Regions from separate parts of the Mus musculus genome. Here regions 2 and 3 are each linked to region 1. The links are chromatin loops, found by intact Hi-C in ENCODE. Cell type or tissue: left cerebral cortex. All regions are shown on one strand.

What was found. A loop is a pair of places that touch in the nucleus more often than their neighbours do. Peaks named below come from ENCODE experiments on the same cell type or tissue, not always from the same donor. Only the 100,000 strongest peaks of a DNase experiment are listed, where the experiment ranks them.
Region 2: a loop joins it to region 1, with 11 times the contacts of the local background. A loop is called at or near these places in 18 of 42 quality-filtered maps.
Region 3: a loop joins it to region 1, with 4 times the contacts of the local background. A loop is called at or near these places in 11 of 42 quality-filtered maps.

Annotation. Positions count from the first base shown.
Region 1 is chr7:100,186,462-100,194,461 of GRCm38, forward strand. It overlaps Gm45994 (a long non-coding RNA gene), which reads right to left and starts at 6,205. Exons shown (of 3, transcript XR_001778232.1): 1 at 5,916-6,205; 2 at 5,352-5,538; 3 at 2,800-3,972. In left cerebral cortex, CTCF peaks have their summits at 1,361 (motif pointing left) and 4,504 (motif pointing right); DNase peaks (open chromatin) are centred at 1,365 and 4,536; H3K4me3 peaks cover 351 bases.
Region 2 is chr7:100,119,281-100,127,280 of GRCm38, forward strand. Pold3 (polymerase (DNA-directed), delta 3, accessory subunit) reads right to left here and starts at 2,220. Exons shown (of 12, transcript NM_133692.2): 1 at 2,084-2,220; 2 at 394-449. The coding sequence starts at 2,143. In left cerebral cortex, CTCF peaks have their summits at 4,408, 5,132 (motif pointing left) and 7,999 (motif pointing left); DNase peaks (open chromatin) are centred at 1,652, 1,923, 2,284, 4,392 and 1 more place; H3K4me3 peaks cover 1,713 bases; H3K27ac peaks cover 1,351 bases.
Region 3 is chr7:99,985,092-99,993,091 of GRCm38, forward strand. No RefSeq gene overlaps it. Among named protein-coding and RNA genes, the nearest start is that of Rnf169, 8.6 kb to the left of the region's middle. In left cerebral cortex, CTCF peaks have their summits at 580 (motif pointing left), 3,839 (motif pointing right) and 5,524; DNase peaks (open chromatin) are centred at 1,339, 3,845 and 5,507.

The DNA of each region.
Region 1 (8,000 bases):
CCAGGTCCTGGACTTGGAACCACTCACTGCTGTGTCTGATTTCCATCGAAGGGGTCTCTGTGTGCCTCCCAGAAGGCCTCACTGAAACATATATATTTGCATTTAGCAATCTTTCAAAGGATTTTTGACAGCAGTTATCTCAGTGGCATAGGATTACAGGTGGTCTTCCCTTCCACGTCAGTGGGGCGTGTCATACTTGACTTATATGACCCAGCATACCATAGCTGCATTCTAAGGGGCAGGAAAGATGCTTCTCCCTTGAGACAGGAAAGCCAACTGCTTCTCTATTAGTGCACAGGCTACTCCTGCAGAGGACCCAGGGTTGGTTCCTAGCTCTCGTGTAATGGCTCACAACCATCCAGTGTCCTCTTCTGGCCTCTGAGGGCACCAGGCATGCATATGACACACAGACATACATGCAGGCAAACATCCACAAACACAAACCAGAAATAAATAAATCTTTACAAAACAGTAAAATAAATGATTCCGTGTTCCTTGAAAGCTCAAAAGAGCACATCTTGCCATGAGCAGTCATGTTGGATCTCTGAAAACGTATTCTGGGCCCATGTTCTGAGCTCTTCTTCATCTCTTCTTGAGAGGGAAGAGGTGACTTCCTTAAGGACATCAGACAAGGCAAGACAACAGACTCTGAAGTCTACAGCCAATGGGATTTTAGAGGTTATCCACCCTAAAAATCCAAGTAAAATGTTCACTGCTATCAAATAAGGTAAGAAGCGGTCAGGTGAAGAAAGCTGTGTCTTTGAGAAATAAGATTAACTTGTTCAGCAGTGGTCAGAGAATGGTAGGACAGAACTGAGCTTTGAATTGTAGAAGAAAGCAGCAGACTGAATGGAGAAAGTAAGACAAGGGGAGCTTGGAGCAGAGGCATTCAGACACACTATTCTTGGAACCTGGAGAGAAGGAAGAAAACTGGCCCGTGCGGTTGCTCTATGACTCCAGTGTCCACGTTTGTGGAGGAGGCTCAGCACACACACTCAGCAGGATAATTCCAGTTCCTTTACTTGCAAGTTACAGAAACCCGATGTATATTAACACGAGCGCAGGGGAGACTAAGAATACAGCCTAGCTCATGGCTCAAACAGGCCCTGCAGAGATGAAGCAGCTCGAGGGACCTCAGGACCAGGAACTATGAATTCACAAAGAAGGAATGCTGTATGTCTCACTACTGAGGGTCTGATTAAACAAAATTCTAGAACTCTAAGGCGTAGATGTAGCATCCTAATATGCTCTGATGAAGGCATTCCTCTCAGCTCTCTGTCAAACTGACCCCAGAGGTAGCTGTCGCATGATAGTGAGACATCACTCAGCCCACCAGATCGCTGTCTGCATTCGTTCTGCCCTCTGCTGGCCAAATCTCAGAACATCATCTTGACTCTCAAAGCAAAATTTGAGACTCATTTATGGACCAGATATATTTATTGCGTACATACTATACTGTAAGCGTTGCCAAAACATGATGTCATGCATAAGTTAGCAAGCAATCCATGAGGGCATCTGCATTATAGCAGACACCGGCCTATGGATTTACATGTCTTTAATTCAGGTGTTAATGTCTCACAATAGTATAACATAGTAGGTATTCCCTATAATTGTTTCAAAAAAGCTCACTTATGCTTGACCAAGTGTCTTCAGAACAAACCACTTAATCATGCCCGTGGCATGCACAGGCCAAATCTGAGATTCCCCAGGACTAATTGAGAAAGTCATTTTGAGAGCAAAGGGTTGAGACCAGTGATGTTAGAAGGAGACCCCAAGACAGATGTTTCCTGGTGAGGGATGCTTGGCAGGAAAACCATGCAAGGGACAGAATGAACTGCACAGGGGAGGGAAAGAGCCTAACAAAGCGCATCTCAGGGTGTGCCTAGCCTTGGTCTGATGCACAGGGAACTGTCATACGTGGCTGGGACACAAAGTATCTGCAAAATATACACTCTTTTGAGGTAAGGGGACCCGTTAGTTCATCATCGTAAGTCATGCAGCTCAAATGGGAAGACTAGAGGAGGAGGTGAGGGGGTTCTGGTCAGAGGAGGAAAGTTCTGTGGAGAGGGCCGGCAGCCATGAGCTACTGCAGGAGAGCACAGTGAGAAACAAGCTCACCGGGATGTGCTCTTGGTTGAATTAGCAACAGGGTAGTTCCTAGGGAAGGGTCTAATGTTTGCTGCTGAGTTAGTTCTACCTTTTGTGGCTTCCCTTTTTTACCATGTTAGGCCTGCTGGCGATTAGAGAGATACTCCCTCCAACACCCAAGCATGCTCACATTTGCTTGAGGACCAGTCTCTGGGGAAGGGGCAACGCTAAGCTGATGACATAACCACTCCCCAAAGATGAAGAGTTTTCACCAGCATCCATCACAGCTGTGCTAGCTGGGAAACAGGAGCAGAGTGTCCCATCTTAAAGGAGTCTTCAAGTTTCAGAGACAAGATGGAGATTGGGTGGGATGGTTCATGTTTGCCATCTTAGCACTTGGGAGGTAAGGTAGGAGGATCAGGAGTTCAAGACCATCCACAGCTGCTTAGTAAGTTCAAAGTCACCTTAGGTTACAATAACAGGGGTAAGGGGAAGGACACATGAAATAAAAAACAAAAGTATAATAGCACTAACTAGAAGCATAGAAAGTAGGAGAGACAGATAATAATGTGAAGGTCAAAAGAGGAAAAGGAGCTGGGCGGGAGTGGCACATGCCTTTACTCCTTTATTCTGCACTCAGGAGGCAGAGGAAGATGTAGCTCTGTGAGTTCGAGGCCAGCCTGATCCACAGAGTGAGTTCTAGGAGAGCCAGGGCTACACAGAGAAACCCTGTCTTGAAAAATAAACAAAATACAAAAAAGAGGAGAAAGGATGCCTGTGAGAGAAAGGATGCTCTCAGGGAAGCTCTTGCCTTTGAAAGAGGCTGGGCTTGGCTGCAGGTATTTGCAATCTCAGCACCTGGGGAGGGGAGACAAGTAGATCCCCAGGATTCAATGGCCATCTAGTCTAGCCTCCTTGGAAAGCACCAGGCCAATAAGAGATTGTATCTAATAAAACAAGAAAGCTGAAAAACAGCAGCCAGAATTACCCTCTGGCCTCCAGCTGCACATACACAAATATGTACATGCATATACCAAAGAAGGAGGAAAAGGAAGTATTTGTGGATGGTTCTGGAAGTTGAGGTTAAAGAATTAGAAAGACTTGATTAGGAGGTGCAATCGAGTATGGTCCACCGGTGGTAACCAGAGTAGGCTGATGGTGCTGCTGCAGTCTGTTGTTCGGTGACATCCAGTGACTCCAGCCAGCTTTAACATGTATTCCTCAGAGTCTTTCTGTTGTTGATTTTGTGCTCAGTGAGGAGAAACAGAGAATAGGAGTCCAGGGCCAGAGGTTTACTCTAAAACACACATGGCAAAAAGCTGCATACATTTCTTTTGCTTAGACCCTTTTACAAGGACTTATCCTCCAACAGGCTGCAAGGGAAGCTGATACAGGAGGTCTGTCTGGCTACTCATGTCCCAGCCACTGTCGACTACTTTTGAATAGGCGAGCATACGTTGGTGGACAGCTAGTAGTCTTGAGTCCACCCTTCTTTCTCAGACACAACTGGTCAAAATCAAAACACTTATAACGTTGCCAGAAGGAAGAAATGTTGCCACTTTAATTGGAGCTTCTCAGATGGCAATTATGGAACCCTTAGGAACATAAATAAATCTGTCTTGTGAATGGGACTTTGAGATGTTTGATCTCCCCCTGACCCTCACAATGGCACCAATGAGTCTGGTCTCTGTTCTCATTGGGATCGTAATATTAACATATCAGTGTAAGCCCAGGAGGCACAGACAAAGCAAGGCTTTCAGAGCCAGCCCTTTATGGAAAAAGATTATTCTTTCAAGTGCTCCTGAGGATCCTGAACATGATCTGCCTGATGAAATCAGAGAAGACGTTTGTAGCAGTGGCTAACTCGTGACAGAGAGTAAGCTCCTGGGGGGTAAAGGAATCAGAGGTTAGTCAAGAGGAAAGAAGCGGGTATGTGATGAACAACTGCATCCTTTGGTACACACTGCTGTGAGTCAAGGGATGCCTCTTCCTGGGGGACCCTGACAACCAGTGATGAACTAATAAGATGGTCTAACCCCATCACCTTAGCTTGGGATAGCTCCGAGCAGCCATGTCAGTTCCAGAACTCCAGGGTCAGCCATGATTTCCATCACAACCATACTGAGTTAGCTTTTGTCATCTGCTCACTCCTGCATCCTTACTTCTTTACCCCCATCTTCCCAAAGTGTTCCCCCCCAAATCTTCTGTATACAATTCTCCATTTCCAAGGAGTCAATGTCTGCTCAAGAACCACATTAACACTGAGCAGATTCCAAAGTTGTTGTCCATTAGATCAGAGGAATGGGGTGATAATAGTGAAGGAGGCAGTTACTGGTTCCAGCAAACAAAAATAAAACAAACAAACAAAAAAAGAGACTAGCAATGCAGCGCTGACTAGAAAGAAGTAGCCGCTAGATGGCGCAGCCCCATAGAGCAGCGCTTCCTTCACAGTGTAGAATATTGCCTTAGATATGGCAGACACTCAACACTCTAAGAAGGGGGGAAGTGTTGGCTCATCATTTATGTCCTTGTTTTTCTATTTACATATTCTAGGAACACAAGTGTCATAACCTGTTTCAACACCTTAATACCACACCCTCTGTGCCATAACATATTCTCAACTGATCTCTACACGCGATCCCCCAAGTCTGTTTTGTTTTTCTACCTGCCACAGTCGTTGTTGCCACGGGGATACTAATGATTGGAACATGCGGAATTCCAAACAGTTGCTATGATTCTCACCTAAAAACTGAAGAGAATGAGTAATAAATCCATGGCACCCTCCCTCTTCCCCCTCCCCTCTGTTTTCCTATCTGACATAATAGCATTGGTTGTGAAATATAATGTCTCAGGGAAAGTAGTCATGGAAACCGGCAAAGAAGATGAAGAGTTTGAGAAAGACGCATAACTCAGTCAATCAATCAATTCTCTTGTTCTGGAGTTAATAAAAAGAAATATTTTCTACTTGGAAAAACATTTAGTCTTTTGAAGGTTAGAGGGTTTTCCTTACCTCAGGGGGAACATACTTGGAAGTGTCTTTTTCCATTGTATAAACTTCTAAAGAAGAGTTTGTTTGTCTAGGGGAGGAACCCTTCAAGAATTACACGGAAGAGAGATGGGTTCTACAAAACTAGGAAGATGAATGGGTAATGGGGAACTGTGTTTGGCCCCTCCCAGTCTCTCTGGCAGTGATGACTGCAAAGTCATCCCCAAAGAATAGACACCAAGCCTCAGGGTTGGTTCTTATTCTGTCAGGTCCATACCTGCTTGGACAATGAGTATCTTCAATGTAACTTCAGTGGACCAAAGACAGTCCTCCAGGTTTTCCATGGTTTCCAGTGTTCCAAGGTCTCTCACTCTCTGCATCATGTCTGGCCGATGGATCTCTGTATTTGTTCTCATCTGCTGCAGAAGGAAGTCTCTCTGGTGAGAGCTAAATGAGGCACTGATCTATGAGTATAGAGAAATATCATTAAGGAGTCATTTTATTGCCATGCTTTGGTTTGGCTTGGGTTTTTTGTTTTTGTTTTAGAACAGTAGTTTTTTGTTTACCACTAATTCCCTGGGCTAGTCTCGGGTTCTTGGTTACCCAAGCAGTGTCAGATATGGGTTCTATTTTGTGGTGTGGGTCTTAAGTCAAATCAGCTATTGATTGGCTACTCCCACAAGCTTTGTACCACCATTGCCCTAGCATATCTTACAGGTAAGACACCACGGTAGATAAAAAGTCTGTGGCTGGGCTGGTGTTTGCATTTCTCTTTTGGTAGTGGGCAGAATAGCTTCGTGTACCAAAGACGCTAGAACATAGAATGTAAGCAGGAACTCACCTGGGTGGTTTGTTTTCGTGATATCTAGTTTCTTGAGTTCTTTATATTTTGGATATTAGCCCTCTAATGGATGTATAGTTGGAGAAACGTTTCCCTATTCTGTAGGCTGCCACTTTGTCTGAATGACGGTGTCCTTTGCTTTCCAGAAGCCTCTCAGTATTATGAGACCCCATTTATTAGTTGTTGATTTTAGTGCCTGTGTTAATGGTGTTATGTTCAGAAAGTCTTTTCTTTTGCTAAGGAGTTCAAGGTTATTGCCCAGTTTCTCTTCTATAAGGTTCAGTGTATTCAGTTTTATGCTGAGGTCTTTGGTCCATTTGGAGTTGAGTTCTGTGCAGGGTGGTAAGTATGGATCTATTTGGATTTTTCTATATGCAGCTGTGCAGTTTGTCCAGCACCATTTGTTGAAGATTCTGTCTTTTTTCCAGTGTGTATTTCTGGCTTCTTTATCAAGAATCTGGTGTGCATAGGTGTGTAGATTTATGTGTAGGTCTTCAATTAGATTCCATTTAACAGCATGTCTGCTTTTGTGCCAATACCATATGTAATTGTTATTACTATAGATCTCTAGTCCAGCTTTGAAATTGAGAGTGTTGATTCTGACTTTTGGCTACTTTATTGGGTTCTTTTTCTTACCACCCCTTTTCACCCTTCCAACCCCTCAACACTAGGTAGGAAAGAAAGAAGGCTAGAGGGAAAAGGAAGTTCAATCTTGTTAGATTACTTCCTGCTGATTGGGGGCATTGATTTCCTTGGGGCAAGTCCAATCTTCCAAGTCAGGATATACAATTTCTTCTCTATTTCTTTGCTTACGACCACTTGACAAACCACAGCAGCAGGAGAATTTGCAGCCACCTCAGCCTCTTGAGACTCTGGCATTTTTATACCCTCTGAAAAGTGCCAGAATTCCAAGCATAAGCTATCTTTAGTTGGCAAAACCACATCCCTGTCAGAGCATGAGACAAATCATGGCTGCTATGAACAATCTGAAGCATCCTCATATCCCACATCTTGGATTAAAACAAAAATGTAATCACATAACATTTTTGTGTTTTTAAAGAAACCAAAATTCTCACTACAGGTAATAACTCCAGCAGTTCTTTTAGTCTTCAGGTTTGCTTTAGCTATGCTGGGTTTTTGTTTTTCCACGTGAAGCTGAAAATTGTCCTTTTAAGATCTCTGAAGAATTGTATTGAAATTTTGATGGGGATTGCGTTGACTTTGAAGATTCTTTTTTGGTAGGATGGCTATTTTACTATATTAATCCTACTGATCCATGAGCATGGGAGATCTTTCCACCTTCTGATATATTTTTCAATGTTTTAGAAAGTTTTTATCCTACAAATATTTTGCTTATTTGGTTGGAGTTGCCACAAGATATATATATAAACAAGCCTCAAATAATATATATATATATACTATTTGAGGCTTGTTTCCCTGATTTCTTTCTCAGTCCATTTGTCATTTGTACATAGGAGGGCTACTGATTTTTGTGAGTTAATTATCTATCCAGCTACTTTTCTGAAAAGTGTTTATCAGTTGTAAAAGTTTCCCAGTGGAATTTTTAGAGTCCTGTATATATATATACTACCACATCACCTGCAAATAAAGATGCATTGCCTTCTTTCCAATTTGCATCCCCTGGATTCCCTTCAGTTGTCTTATAGCTCTAGTTAAGACTTAAAGTACTATATTAAGTAAATAAAGAATTGATTAATGTTCCTTCTGTTTCTATTTTGTGGGATAATTTGAGGAATATTAGTATTAACTCTTCTCTGAAAGTCTGGTAGAATTCTGTGCTAAAACCATCTAACCCTGGGCTTTTGATGTTGTTATTGTGAGACTTTTAATGACTATTTCTATTTCATTAGGAGTTATAGGTCTGTTTAAGTTTCTTATCTGATCTTGATTTAACTTTGATAAGGGATGTATATTGAGAAAATTATCCATTTCTTTTAAATTCTCAATTTGCTTGAATACAGATTTTTTTTTTTAACCAAAGACCTCAAGATTCTCTGGATTTCTTCAGTGTCTGTTACTATGTCCCTTTTTCATCTCTGATTATGTTAATTTGTACAGTCTCTC
Region 2 (8,000 bases), 67 kb before region 1:
TGCATACACATTTACATACATGAACACACACAGTTCAAAAGACAGACAAAAGTAGTCAAAAGGCAGAGAAAGTAATATTCTTTCCTATTGACCCAGGTAGAAAGTCAGTTCTAACCTAAGAGTTAGTTCTATGAGAATTAAAACAAAGTGAACGTTTTCTTTAAGGGGCTGGCCACTGGGAGTCTGACCATGTCCCATGACTATACAGGCAACTCAGATTGGACTCATTTGTGTGTGTGTTGGACCTGGAAGGACTGGGAAATGAGTGTGAGTGGGGTGCATGATGTGAAAATTCCAAATAAACAATAAAAAGATGATGCTGAAAATAATAAATAAAAACAAAGTGAAAGAAAAATTCCAATATTATTAAAATTAGCAGTCAAATGAACTTACTGTTTGGCCTGGTTAACATGAACCCCTAGTGTATAGCTTAGCCACTTGTAAGTCACCTGAAACAAAAAACAATTTTTAAGGTTTTATTAGCTGATTCCAGAGTACAGATAAGTGCCAAGAGCCTGTTCCTAGGGACTCTTATTCTCGGATGGCTGTGTCCTGTAAACTACAGCAGATACCAACAAGAAAAAAACCATATGACAAGTAAGGCCAGGGTACTTACCTTACAAACACTAAGATGCTTCACAGACTGATCAATGCAAAAGAATCTACAAAGGTGGGTCAGAGAGATGGGCAGTGGGGAAAGGCACTTGCTACCACACCCTTAAGAACCTGGGTTTGGCCGGGCGGTGGTGGCACACGCCTTTAATCCCAGCATTTAGGAGGCTGAGGCAGGAGGATTTCTGAGTTCAAGGCCAGCCTGGTCTACAGAGTGAGTTCCCAGGACAGCCAAGGTTATACAGAGAAACCATGTCTCGAAAAACAAACAAACAAAAAGAGCCTGGGTTTGATTTGTTGGATTCGTACGGTGGAATGAGAGAACTGGTCCTCTGACATCCATAATTGTGACATAGCACAATTATGTGTGTGTGTGTGTGTGTGCGCGCGCGCACGCGCATGACACTAAACATAATAAGAAAAGTCTTAAGAGTCTACAAAGCCAAGCCAAAGATTATTTAGCTCAAACTCCTTGTCTTACTTAAAAGCTCTCTGACCCTCTTGTCTTTAAGAAGCTACCTAAAACTATCCTAAAATTTATCTAAAACCTAGCATTACTTGAAAGCACATAACCCAGGAACTTCTCAGTAAATTTGCAACTATTCAAATGTTAAGAGGAACAGGTGGTGTGGGAATCAAAAAAAAAAAAAAAGAGAGAGAGAAAAATGGATAAATGTAGTATGGGGTAATTTCAAGAACTAGGGGCATCGAGCCTCCATCCTTCCCTGACCCGGTATGTCTGTTGTTTCTTCCAAAGCTAAACGATGCACTCCCAATAAGAGGACTAATAAAGATTGGTCAGAGGCAGAGTGGCAGACAGAGGCAGAGGGGAAAGAGACAGACCTGGGATTCAAGAATTTATCTATCCAGCCCTAATGGCCCTTGACGCGTTTATACACGTCATTTGACCCTTGGCTAAATCCCACTTCTAGGGATAACACAAAAGCCTGGAGGACCCGGGAGGTGTGAGTCGGTGTACCAAACTGTGTCCATGGGCTCACAGCAGCAAAGGTCCATCACACCCAAGTCTCTTCATTTTTACGCTAGCCCGAGGAGGTGGGTCAAGCTGCTTTCAATATTTAAATTTCCAGGAAGAGGAAACTGTCTCTGGTGGGTAAAGCACCAGGCAGTCGCCTATGAAAGTCGGCCAGTCTCAACTGTCTTGAGGGGCCACCACCCGACAGAGCAGGGAAAGGAAGCCTCACGAACCCCGCTGGCTTCCCAGGCTCCACGCCCCCGGACCTCACAATCCCGCCCAAGGCCCCGGGGCTTGGGCGCGCGCCAGAAGCTCTGCCCGCAGGGCGTGTCTCCCTACGCGGGTTTCGCGGTGACCAGTGGCCACCTCAGCCGGTCCCCGAGAAGCCACAGGCACCGGGGGTCGCGACCCCTCGCCGACCGGGCAGGCCCAGTCCCCCGCACACCCGCCTCGCACGGCCCCGCCTTCCCCACCCCCGTGGTCCTAGCTCCTCACGATCTTGTTCTGGTCCGTGACGAACTCGTCTATGTTTTCTAGATACAGCTGTTCCGCCATGGTGGTGCGGCTTCGAGCCCCGCGCTCAACCCGCCCCAGCCGTAGCTCCCGCCGGCGGGAAACAGCTTCGCTCACTCTCGGGTCACAGGTCGTCTCCCAGGGCAACCAAGGCGCCGCGCTACGGCGGCGGGTGAGGGCCAAACTAGTGAGAGGCCAGCCAGGGCTGATGTAGGGGGAAGTTGGAGCGAGACCGACCGGAAGTGAGGCGCGAGCCCGTGGTTGTCGGTGTGCACCTGAGAACGTTGCGATTTCTCTGCTACCACAAGTAGACTGACTCATAACCTTATATTTCACCGCTGGGGGCGGGGGAGTGCTGTGGCCAAGAGTACACATGGAGCCTACATTGTAAAGGAGAGGGAGGAGGGGGAAGAGGGGGAGGAGGGGTGGCTTAAAAGAGTTGGTGTCAGGCGTGGTGGTGCAAAAGCAAGCAGATCTTTGTGAGCTGAAGACCACCCTGTTCTACCCATGGAGCTCCAACCTAGCCAGAGCTACCAAGTAAGAGTCACTAGATTAGGGACATGATCTTTGGGTCAACCAGGAGTTTCCCGGAAGATGTGAAAAGACTGGGGAAAAGAGCAGACGAGAAATCAAATCATTCTATTTGGCTGGAGTTATAAGTGAGACGATACACATAAAACCTTCAAGCTGTGCTCACCACGATCACACTAATAATAGCTGGTAACTGTGTTGTTACACGACAAACATATTGAGCAAGTGCTTTGAAAATGAAATTTCATTTAGTCTCATAGAAACCCAGCAAATGCATTGTGTGGTTTTCATAGAGAATCATAACAGATGCCTGTAAATAAACCCAAGATCATGTCAAAGAGATTACAGTTGTGTCTACAAATACACTGAAAGGTTTTAGGGTCAAAAACAAATCAGAGAAGAGTATCCCTTGGAATTTTCCCTCCCACGAATTAAGAGATGAAGAAAGTCTTTTAGTTTCATGTATATTCCCCAGATATATCACAATTACTTACTTACTGAGTAACTAGCATGTGGTGGGCATCTCTAGCAGTGACCCTAATCCTCAAGTAGTCTTGTTAGATTTTATTATCCCTTTATACACACACACACATACAAAAGATGAGGTCCCATCATTTCAAACCACCTTCATGTTGTTCATGGGAAGAGTGACTAGGAAACAACTGCAAGGACTTTGAGACAGGGTTTGTGTAAACAAAAACTATTTTAAGTATGATCTTGGGGCCAATGAGATAGCTCAGTGGGTAAAGTGCTTGCAGCACAGACCTGATGACCTGAGTTCAGTCCCAGGGAGCCACATAAAGATGGCAGGAGAGAACTGATTCCTTGGAGTCATCCTTTGGTCTCCACACACCATGGTACATGCAGGCCCATGTATATGCACAAAATAATTAATAAATAAAAATTCAAACTTACTGTATTCATAATGTCAGAACACCCACGTGTAATAGACTCTCAGCAAATGAATTTTGCTTGAAGTTTGGTTACAATGAAGGCATTGAGAGCTAAGTGAAAATACTGCTGAGAAAGAAGTAGAGCTCTGATGTGCCCACTGTGACTTACCATCACTGAATGGGCAGGGGCCATGTTAGACTTTGTATTTAAATATTCTCGTGTAATCTCGTCAACAATCTAGGATGTAAATATTACCTGTATACTAATATATAGATGTCAGATAACTTGAGTCTTTATCTCAGTTTTATAGAAACTGTCCAGAGTTAGGTAGTTTGCTCCAAGCCACATACATAGCAAGTATGTTTCCGTCCAGGTATGCTAAAATAATCGCCCACCGTCTCAAAGCTGGGCTTGCTTTGGTGGTAGCATTGGGCTGCCTTTTGTTCTCATCTTGGTTTTTTTGAGGTTTGGGTTTTTTCTTGTCTTCCAACTGTTTAACTTTTTACAGATCTATGTGATTTTTTACAGTTAGAGAAAACAGGAAAGGTGAAGCACCAAGCAATGGAAAATCAGTCCATTGTCTTATTCCAGATATCAGAAGGGCTTTCCATATTTTGAGACATGAAATGCAAATGAAGCTAACACACTTTTGCCTACACACACACACACACACACACACACACACACACACACACATGACTTTAGAGCAAGCAGAATTTTCACTCCCTCTGCCTTGAGGATAAAGCTTGATATCAGTGTGTCCTGCTGGGACACATCAATGTTGTCTAGAAGCCAGCACCAGCAATCAGCCCGACAGCCAAAGATGGCCAAACAAAACTTACGCATGTCAGTGTCACACGACACCAGCAGTGGGAGCCAGAGGACCAAGACTCGGCCTAAGGTTGTCATCAGCTGCAGAAGGCCAGCCTTCCCTTTCTCTTCCCCATCATCTCCACCATGGCAGCAGTGAGCACTGTGATTCTGTCAGGGACCAGAGTGGGAATAGATAGTGTTGGACAGGTTGAGGAACACGCTACCTACATGTAGTCGAGATCCCCAAACCCAGTTATCAGCAAGGGGGCAGGCCTTTGATAGGAAGGTTAACCCCACCCTGGGATCCAGGACTCAGACACAGGCCTTATTGATACAGATGTGACAGATGGATATTAATGAATTCGATACCTGTTGCCTATATACCAGGTCTTATATGACCTTATAGGAACACAACGTGGTCTTCATCGTAGAATTTACAGTCTGAGGTTACAATTGAAGGTTATGGTGCCAAAGGAGGTGACTAAACACAATTAAAAACAGAAAATAAGGAGATAACTTTGAACTTGGGTATCTGGGGCTAGATACCATGTCTTTTCACTGTAGGCAAAATATGTAAGAAATAAACCCAGAATATTGTCTTAGTATGCCTTAACAGCAGATAACAAGCCCACAGTTCCTTTTTGTCAAAAAGGTTCTTCTAGGGCTTGGAAGAAGGACCAGCAGTTAAGAGCACTGCCTTTTCCAGAAGACCTGGGTTAGAGTTTCAGCACCCTCATGGTGGTTCACAACTGGCTATAATTCCAGTTCCAGGTATTCTGATGCCCTCTTGTGGCCACTGTTGGCACTGCACAGAGGTGGTATACAGGCACACAAGCAGGCAAAGTATAAACACACACACACACACACACACACACACACACCCGCCTACAGCCTCTTTTAAAAAGTCCTTCTATGACAGTATGTGTTACACTTTGTATAAGCAATGTTGTGGCGTGTAAAGCCAGCAAAGCCAGGTCACATCAACTTCTGGACTGGAATCCAAAGGACAGTACGATAAGCCTCCAGGTACTTATTGTGAAAAACACATCAGTGTGTCAATGTAAAATCTGTTATCAAGCATAAGTGTGGAGAACACACAGTTGCTGGTTCTCTCTCACCTGCACCACCCCTCCTGTCTCTGATTTCACCCACGCCTGGGTCCAGTAGGCCATGTACCTCTTTTTTTTAAAAGATTTTGTTGTATTCTTTTTTGTTATTGTTTGCTTGCTTGTTTGTTTGTTTGTTTTGATATAGTGTCTTGCTGTGTAGCCTTGGCTGGTCTGGAACTCCCTATGTAGACCAGGCTGTTCTTGAACTCACAGAGCTCTATCTGGCTCTGCCTTCAAAGGCAAGGACTGGAGATATCTACCACTACACCCAGTTCTTATTTTACCTTTAATTGTATGTATATGTGTGTGTGTGTGTGTGTGTGTGTGTGTGTGTGTGTGTGTGTGTGTGTGTGTGCATGCACATGTGTACAGGTACCCACAGAGACCAGAACAGGACACCAGATCCCCTGAAGCTGGAGTTACTGGCAATAAGTTCTGGGACCCAATCTCAGTCCTCTGAGCCATCTCTCCAACCCCTCCCATGTGTATTTTAAATAATTAATTCAATCATTTATGAAGAAAAAAAAAACAGCCAGAAGCCTCCCTCCATTCCACTCTTGGATCTGCTTAAAATATTTTCCTTTGTTTCTTTCACTGGAGGGGAAGGGGGCGTGGCTTGGAGAGTGCTTTGGAAAAGACCACATTGTAAGAGAAAATAAGCAGGAATCCCCATTTGGACATGTCCAGCAGGCTCCGGACCATGCCTGTCCTCAGATACAGGCTTGGGTCAGTAACCTGACAGTTAGTTATACAGGGTAACAGGCAATGTGGAGGACTGAGGACAGACCAAAGCGCAGGGAAGACCAGCAGTTAAGGGACAGTGAAGAAAACCCCGAGAAAGGGAAGTAACAGGGTGGAAGATCCCTGGGGCTCTCACAAAAGAAGTGAGTTTGAATCCCCAAAAGTACCAGTGCCCCTTCTGGTGTCACTGTGGAAGGTCTGAGAGGAACAGGATGGGTTTGGTAATTAGAAGGCCACTGGGGACATCAGCCAAGGAGTGGGGCTGGACTGCTAGGGCTCTGTGAGGTGAAAGGTGAGGAAAATCAAGAAGACTTGGAGATGCCTCTGGCCAGTTAGCCAGGTGGAAATGAGCTGGGAGGGCCTGTGGAGGGTTATAGGGTTCCTAGCACATCTGCACCTCCCCTAGAGGAAATGCAGCGGGTGTCTCTAATTAGCAACTGTCTTTGACTGACTGGTTTTGTATCAGCTTGACCCAACCTAGAGTCAACTGAGAGGAAGGAACCTCAGTTGACAAAATGCCTCCATAAGATGCAGCTGTAAGGCCTTTTCTAAATTACTGATCATTAAGGGAGAGCAAGCTGATGAAACCATAGAAGCAAGCCAGTAAGCAGCACCCTCCATGGCCTTTGCATCAGCTCCTGCCTCCAGGTTTCAGCCCTTCTTGAGACCCTGTCCTGATTTCCGTCAATGATCTGCAAGCGTAAACCAAATAAACCATTTTCTCCCCAACTTGCTTTTTGGTCATGGTGTTTCCTCACAGCAATAGAAACCCTGACTAAGACAATCATGATAAGCATTCTGGGGGCACCTCCATGTAAGGCTGGGGTACCCAACTATTTGACATCATAATACATTTTCATCTGAAGAGTCCATGCTTGAAAAACAGTGTGGTCTAATTACAAGAAACACACAGAGAAAATCTCAATTTCCCTCTCTCTCTCCCTCCCTCCCTCTTCCCTCTTCTCTCTCTCTCTCTCTCTCACACACACACACACCAACAACAACAACAACAACAATAGCAACACTAACATCAACACCAAACCCCGCCTACTATTTTAAGTACGTTCATGATTTTGTGTATTGTGGCTGTCCTTGGTCCCCATGCTCAGTGGAGGGGTCTCAGTCAGAGCCTCCAGCTACAGGAACGAAAGGCTGAATCTGCAAGAGCGTTCAGCAGACTTGGTTCCCAGGGACTGGGCTATCCTCAAAAGGCCTTTTCATTCCAACCCCAGCCCCCACTTAGCCATAGCCCTGGGGTGGGCCCTTAGCAAATATTTGTTGACAGATAACTGAATGATGGAAGGGTGAGGTTGAATTGCGTATTGTTGGGCTCTATAATCCCTTTTGTTGAACTATAGAATATCGTTTGTGGAAGGCGTTGTTTCCTTGTCCTTCCACCACTGAAATTCTTTTATGGTCTTTTATCAGAGTGACCATTATTGATAAGCTGCCTCGGGAAATCCAGCTCATTTGAAGGGCCTGGTGATCAGATAGGCAGGAAGATGCATGGCCAAAGGGAGCACAGTTGGGACCAAATCCAGGTCCTAAGCTGGCTTGAGTTCTTCAAGGCACACTGATGCTAGAGACCCCAGAGGATTGTCTCAAACATCCCTTACACACACGCACACCCTTTGCATGACACTGTGAGGGCTGGAGACAGCTCAAAGGTTAACAGCAGATACTGCTCTTACAGAGGACCTAGATTTGGTTCCCAGCACCCACATCAAATGGCTCAGAACCAACTGCAACTCCAACCCCAAGGGATACAGTGCCCTCTTCTGGCCTTTATGGATATCTGCACTCACATGCAT
Region 3 (8,000 bases), 200 kb before region 1:
CTAACAGTGAGTTCACGCAATAGACAGGAAGGAAGGAAAGAACTGAGGCTCCAAGGCAACAAAGCTCGGCTGTGTGTGTGTGTGTGTGTGTGTGTGTGTCTGTGTGTGTGTCTGTGTGTGTGTCTGTGTGTCTCTGTGTGTGCCTGTGTGTGTCTCTGTGTGTGTCTGTGTGTCTGTGTGGCAGAGATGGAGGGTTAAGGGATGGTGTTCAGACTAAGCAATTCAATGTGGGAAGAAGGAACATAGGGCTGGAAATAAGCCTAGAAAATTGGGGGGAAATGAACTAGGTCCCCCAAGCCTGAGGAACTGAGCTTAACCCTCAAGCCCCAGGTGGTAGAAGACGGACTCCAAGTTGTCTGATCCTCATAGGCAAGGCTGGCATTCACAGGGGTCACCCCCTCCCTCTCTTCCTTTCTCCCTCTCTACCTCTCCCTACCCCAAAAATGTAAAACTAAAAGGCTGTCTTAATGGAGCTGGAGAGATGGCTCAGTGGTTAAAAGCATTCCAGAAGACCTAGGTTCAATTCCCAGCACCGACATGAGCAGCTTACAAAATGCCTGCAATTCCAGTTTCTGACAGCAAGGCCCTCTTCTGGCCTCCGAAGGCACCAGGCACACTTGAAGTACACAGATAAACATGCAGACAGCACATACATAACCATAAACAGTTTAAAATTAATTAAAAAGAAAAAGTGGTTAAAAAACAAAACTAGAATTTACAGAGCAAATACTACATGGCAGGCACCACATTAAGCAGTAACGGCTTATTTATCTCATTCCAGCCCGTCAGCCTTGCACAATGGGCATGTTTGCCTGTTTATTTATAGAAGAAAGCAATCAAGATCTTTGGGAGCAATCAAAAGATTTGGACTAAAGGATCTTTGCACATGAATTTTATAGGAATAATTCTCAAACCTGTAGTTATGAATATGGGGTAAAAACAGTATCTTCTCCCCACCCATATGGAGCTGAGAGATCACTACAGTACGCCTTACTCAGCACTGATACAGACTGAGAATTCAGCCACAAGAAGGAAGGCTGGGGATGATGACACAGGGCAGCTTCAGGTACAAGGCTTGATGCATCCTATGTTATGAAATCAATTTCATGGAATAACATCCAATAGTTAATACCGTTACCATTCAGTGAGTTTCAAAATACAACACATAAAAAAAAATCTATTACGAAGAAAGCACAAGAGGAACACTCCTCCATTGCAAGCTGGTACAACCACTCTGGAAATCAGTCTTGCGGTTCCTCAGAAAACTGGAAATAGTACTAACTGAGGACCCAGCTATTCCACTCCTGGGCATTTACCCAGAAGATGCTCCAGCACATAACAAGGACACATGTTCCTCTATATTCATAGCAGCCTTATTTATAGTAGCCAGAAGCTGGAAACACCCAGATGTCCCTCAGCAAAGGAATGGATACAGAAAATGTGATACATTTACATAATGGAGTACTACTCAGCTATTAAAAACAATGACTTCGTGAAATTCACTGGCAAATGGATGGAACTAGAAAATACCATCCTGAGTGAGGTAAAATCATCCCACTCACAAAAGAACACACACAGTATGCACTCACTGATAAGTGGATATTAGGCAAAAAGCTCAGAATACCCACAATACAATTCACAGACCACATGAAGCTCAAAAAGAAGGAAGAGCAAAGTGTGGGTGCTTCAATCCTACTTAGAAGGGGGAGCAAAATACTCTCAGGAGGTAGAGGGTGGGCAAGAGGAACTTGAGAGAAAGAGAGGAGGGGGAGGGGGAGAAGGGGGCAGGATCAGGTATGGGAGAAGACAGGGGAGAAGTACAGAGGACCAGGAAATTGAAGAGAGGTGTTCAATGGGGCATGGGAAACTGGGGTAGCCACCGGAAAGTCCCAAAAGCCAGAAAAGCAAGAGACTCCCAGGACCCAGTGGGGGTGACATTAGCTGAAATACCCAACAAAGGGGAGAGAGAACCTGTTGAAATCATATCCAGAGGTTAAGCACAGCCCCCAATTGAGAGATGGGGGTCACCCACCCATCTCCAAAATTTTAACTCAGAATTGCTCCTGTCTAAAGGAAATACAGGGACAAAGAGTAGAGCAGAGATTGAAGGAAATGCCATCCAGAGACTGCCCTACCTGGAGATCCATCCCATGTACAGCCACCAAAATCCAGACACTATTGCTGATGCCAAGAAGTGCTTGCTGACAGGAGCATGATATAGCTGAGCCTGAGAGGCTCTGCCAGAGCCTAACCAATAGGGATGCGGATGCTTGCAGCCAACCATCAGAGTAAGCACAGGGTCCCCAATGAAGGAGTTAGGGGGAGAACTGTAGGAGCTGAAGGGGATTGCAACCCTATAGGAAGAACAACAATATCAACCAACCAGACTCCCCCTCCCCAACCCCCATAGCTCCCAGGGACTAAACCATCAACCAAAGAGTACACATGGAGGGACCCATGGCTCCAGCTGCTTATGTAGCAGAGGATGTCCTCATCTAGCATCAGTGGGAGGGGGAGGCCCTTGGTCCTGTGAAGGCTTGATGCCTTAGTGTAGGGGAATGCTAGGGCAGTGAGGAGGGAGTAGGTGGGTGGGTAGGGGAACACCCTCATAGAAGCAGCGGGAGGGGATGGGGGGGTTGCAGAGGGGAAACAGGGAAAGAGGTAAGATTTGAAATGTAAATAAATAAAATATCCAATTAAAAATACATTAAAATAAAATAAAGAAACAAGAATGCTTGTAGTGAGCAGTTAGTTATCTCTGGCAGGGCAGCATTAGGGAGGCAGAGGCAGTTGGATCTTTGAGTTTGAGTCCAGCCTGATCTGCAGTTTAAGTTCTAGGATAGCCAAGGCTGTTACATAGAGAAGTCCTGTCAAAAAGAGGGGGGGGGGGAGAGAGAAAGGAAGAAAGATTTCCTATGTATATACTGTAAATCCACTTGATTATACGTGCAGCGGGGCCCACTCTCTCTACCTCCTTCAAAGTCTGCCACCCCCACAGTCTTTCTCCCTGACTCTGAGACTTCTCTACTCTCCTGTCCCCTAGACCCTGACTAGAAATTCTAAGTAATCACTTTCGCTTTCCTCCCCTCCCCTCTCCCAACCCTCATTTTAAGATAAAGTCTCACACTGTAGCCCAGACTGGCCTAGAATTTGCACCAGTCCTCCTATCTCCAGCCTCAGAGTGTTGGGACACACCAAGCTTGATTTATTACAGAATTTCTTTAATGAGTGAAAAAAATTATATTATATATAGTTACTGTTTATAAGGGGGCAGAGGTGGCTTTAAACGTATGTCGTGTTTATGATAGAAAATATAAGAGAAAAATCAGCAAATAGCTCTACCCAACCCCATTTCACAGTAAGACATTTAGAGACAGATTTCTCTCTTGCGAGGGCTTGTCATATTATAGTTCAGACCTGCTTTATTCTCACAGAGCCTGACTCCTAGCAACCTCAACAAAGAAATCTTACTAGCTTCACTTTGCCTAGACCAAGTCCCCAAAAGGAAGTGGCCATAGTCCTATTCGAGGACAAGTGTGAGACACAGTGAAGCCATATTTTGTCATAAATGAACAGGTAAGAGGATAAAGTGAGCAGAATGAAGAATTTGCCTCAGAAGAAAATGTCTCTAGTTTGGGAAGAAACTGATGCTTGATGGGTCAGTTAAAGGCCGAGAGCAGAGTGACAAGTGATAAAATTTCTTTGTCTATTCTAGAATGGTCATTGGGTGATGGCTCTTCGTTCACAATCTGTTTGCTGGTCTCAGCTCTACTCTCCCATCCATGGGAACAGCCAGCTAGTTTTCCCGGGCCTCCCAGACTGTGATGTCACCAAGTGACCACCAGGGGGCAAACAGAGCCTGCACTGCCTCTTCCAAACAGTTCCTGGGAAGCCAAAGTCACTCAGAGCTCTGCTGGCATTTGAAATCATCAGAGGTTTCTAACCAAACCCCTTTGTTAAAAAGAAGAAAGCTAAGGTTTAAGGAGGGGAAGGACTCGGTCAAAGCTCTTTAGTGAATCATGTGAACTAGAAACCAATGCTTCTGACAACTCCAGCTCTACCATGTTCTTTCTGTCTCACTGCACTTCTGTTGACACAGGGTCTCACCACACAGCCCTTGCCAGCTTGGAACTCACTATGTAGACCAACTGGTGTCTAACTCACAGTGCCATCATTCCTAGCTAACACTTCTTTCATGTTTTCTACGTAACATGACTGATTTCCAGACTACGTTATAAGAGCAGGAGGCTGGGGAGCGTGTTTTGACCAACAGTATCTCCAGCACTTTCACTGCTGTCTTGCAGACTGCCTGTGCTGTATGCAATTTGAAGGATTCCTTAACAGTGGTGCAGATAAAACCATGTGGAGGTGCAAAGAAGGAAGCCACTACTAGGTGGGCACAGAACTGGATCCAAAGGAAGGATCTGAACTCAACCAAGAAAAAGGGAATTCCAAATGGAAGGGACAGGAGAGGAAGCCAGCACTTAGAGGCACAAAACTCCCTGCACAGGATGGAAAAGACAGATTCTGAGGAGCTGCCACATGTGTATCAGATTAGGGGGGAGAAGTAGAGAAGTTTGGGGTCAGCCGGTGACACGGCCATGTAATCTCAGGACTCAGGAGGTAGAGGAAGGAGGACTGCAAATTCAAGGACAGCCTAGGCACAGAACAAAGTCAATGCCAAGGAGATCCTGAAGGAAGGAAGAGGAGGAGAGGATGGGGGAAGACAGGATGAAAGGAAAAGGAAGGGAAGAGGGGATAGAGGGAAGGAGAAAAGGGGAGAAAGGAGGGAGGGAGCAAGGGTGGGTGGGAAGGGAGGAGGGAGGGAGGAAGGGAGAGGAAGGGAGGGGAGCAGGGGTGGGTGGGAGGTGAGGAGGGTTGGAAGCAGAGGAGAGAGGGGGAGGAGGGAGGGAGAACTCTTCCATCAGCTGTAGAGTTGCTGCTGTTCACGAATTCACTCAAGGAGCCACTGGACATGTTAGCAGAAGCAGGGGTGAGGGTGGGGTTGGAGAGATAGCTCAGTGGTTAAGAGCACTTGTTGCTCTTCCAGAAGACCGGGGTTCGATTTCTGGCACCTACATCAGGCAGCTTACAGCCACCTCAACTCTAGCTTCAGAGATCTAATCCCCTCTTCTGGTCTCTGAGGTCACTGCACACACAAACAGGACACAATTATGTTGGCACACACACATGCACAGAAGTAAAACTAAAACTGAAACTAGCTGGACATGATGGCATGCTCCTTCAATGGGTGCATTCAGGAGGTGGAACCAGGCAGCTCCCTGTGAGTTAGAGGTCAGCCTGGTCTACCTAGCCAGCCCCGGGACAACCAAGGCTACATGAAGACTCTGTCTCAAATAAAAGAAGCAGTGGCAGAGGTACTGGTGACAGTATTATACAATCAGATGTCTAGAATTTGGAGCCTTGAGTCTAAGCTTCCGGGTCCGTGTGAGTCAGATGCTGCCGGTGCGCATGCGTGCTAGCCTCCACAATTCCTCCTGTAACTCACTTTTCTCGGCACAGCGCCTCCTCGTGCATGAGGACTATTTGAAGATTCCTGAACTCACTGGGCTGTTCTCTAAGCACGGCTTGGTAAGTAGCAACCCCACTGAGTTCAAGCAACACAGTTCGAGAAGGGCCTGGACTGCCTGCACGCAGGGAATACTTAGTTTTTATGACCGGAAGCAGTGGTGTGTGCAGGTGAGCAGACCAAGCCAATTTTCTACACTAAACTACAAAAAAGGTTGTCCTAGGGATGAGGTGCAGTGAGCCCACCCATCAAGCCGAGGGAAACCTGGCTGTTATGGCGGCTGTTACAAAGTCTGGGAGAAGATATGAGAGAGGCAGCTGGATGAATGCTTTATCTTTTTTTTTAATCCACTCTTTAAGACTTTCATATGTGTATACAATTCATTTTGATCCTATCAAACCCCCCACTCTTCCTCCAACTTTTCCCAGACTCCCTTAGCCCCACCCCCATACCAACTTCATGTCTTCCTTCGTTAGCCTAACACAGCGGTTCTTAACCTGTAACAGATATCCTACATATCAGATATTTACATTATGATTCATAACAAAGGGTCGCAGCACCAGGAAGGTTGGGAACCTGGCTTACAAGTCTAGTCAGTGCGTGCACACAGAAGAACATGGAAGAATGTGCAGCCATTGGTGAGAGCATTGATGAAAGGGGCCTAGGATCCATCCTTTGTTTTATTAAGAAAACAATAAAACCCCAAGGTTATGCCGTCCCATCCACACACACCCCTAAGGTCCAGCTCATCCTGGAGTGTTCAAGATCATGGAAGTATTGGTGTAGGCGTTTTCTTACTTTATTGGGTTCTTCTGTCTCCACCTCCTTTCTAACCCTTATTCCACCCTAATCCCTTCCAACCCCCAACACTAGATAGGAGAAAAGAAGGTTAGAGGGGAAAATGGGTGTGGCCCTCTATAGGCGACTTCCTGCTGATTCAAGTCATCAGATTCCTTGGGGCAAGTCCAGTCTTTGTTATCAGGATGTCCAGCAACAGCCAACACACAGACCATCTCAGGACTCCACCTCCCCCCCCCCCCCCCCCGAGCACAAGACAATCTAAGTTAACAGCTGTGGACAAACTGGAGCAGCCCCATATCCCACACCTGGGATTAGAACGAAGACATTCACATAACTGGGTTTTTTAAAGAAACCACAATTCCCACTACATGATAGAGACAGATCATGTGTAAGACTTAGGTCAACTACTACTATGATTTTGTTAAATGGACTTAGCATCAAACTGCCCTTTAAAATCCTAGCTCTCTATCTATAGACTAGCAAGACTCTCAGACCGCATCGGAGAAGTTTCTTTTGTGTGGTGGATGGTGCTGAACACAGAAACTCACAACTGGTTACAATACAGAGAAGTAGTTGCGGAGTGTTCAGCTATAAACGGGACATCTGTATCCTTCCCTCTCCCCAATGCTCAGGGGCCACCACGGAATGGGGGTGGGGTGGAAAGATTGCAGGAGCCTGAGGTCAGGGAGGACCAGAGTGAAACAGTGTTTTCTGAACACAAGACCAGGGCACTCATGAACTCAGCTGCTGTGGCTGCCCGCACAACGTCCGCACAGCCAAGAGTCAGAGTGCGAAAGGGTTGGTGAGCCCAACGGAGGAGCTGAGAGCCCTTGATGGCATCTGGAGGGGGAAGGCAGTTTTTTAAAGGATGTAGCTTCCAGAAGGGGGACTGTGCTGCAGTGGATGTCCTATACTCAAATAAGGGACAGCGAAAGTTAGAATAGATGAGTTATTTAATTAAGAAAGAGAACATAAGGCTGGGATAGTGTGGGACATGGGGGGTTATCTGGGAGGAGTTAAGAGAAGGAGTTGGGATGAATATGATTAAAATACATTGTATAACATTATTTTAAAAACCAAAATATTTCTTCAAAAAGAATTATGGTGAATAAAAGATGCCAGGCTGGGGTGGTGGCTGCCTAGGAAGTGTTCTCAGTAAGAGCATGAGAACGAGAACTATAATTCAGATCCATGTAGTGACAGGTCCCCTTCCTCCCCCCCCCCAGCTCCCCCCATAATAGCACCACATCACACAAAGTCAGGGACTCCCCAGAACAAGCTGGCTGGCCAGCTTACACCAAACAGTGAGTTCTAGGTTCAGTGAGAAACCCTGTCTCAATACACACAGTGGAAAATGGTGGAGGACACCAGCCATCAACATCCAGCTTCCACATTCACACACACACACACAGACACACACACTCATGTTATTGCCCCTCCCAAACACACACACACTCACCCCACACACACTCACTTGCCCACACAGGCGAACACACATACACAATCAAGGCACACACATACACTCTCTCACACACACATACACTCATGTACACACAGCCACACACACATATACTCACATGCCCACACAGGTACATGTATACACATATGCACACACACACATGCACACACAGAGGCACACATACACAGAGGCACACACACTCATGCACAC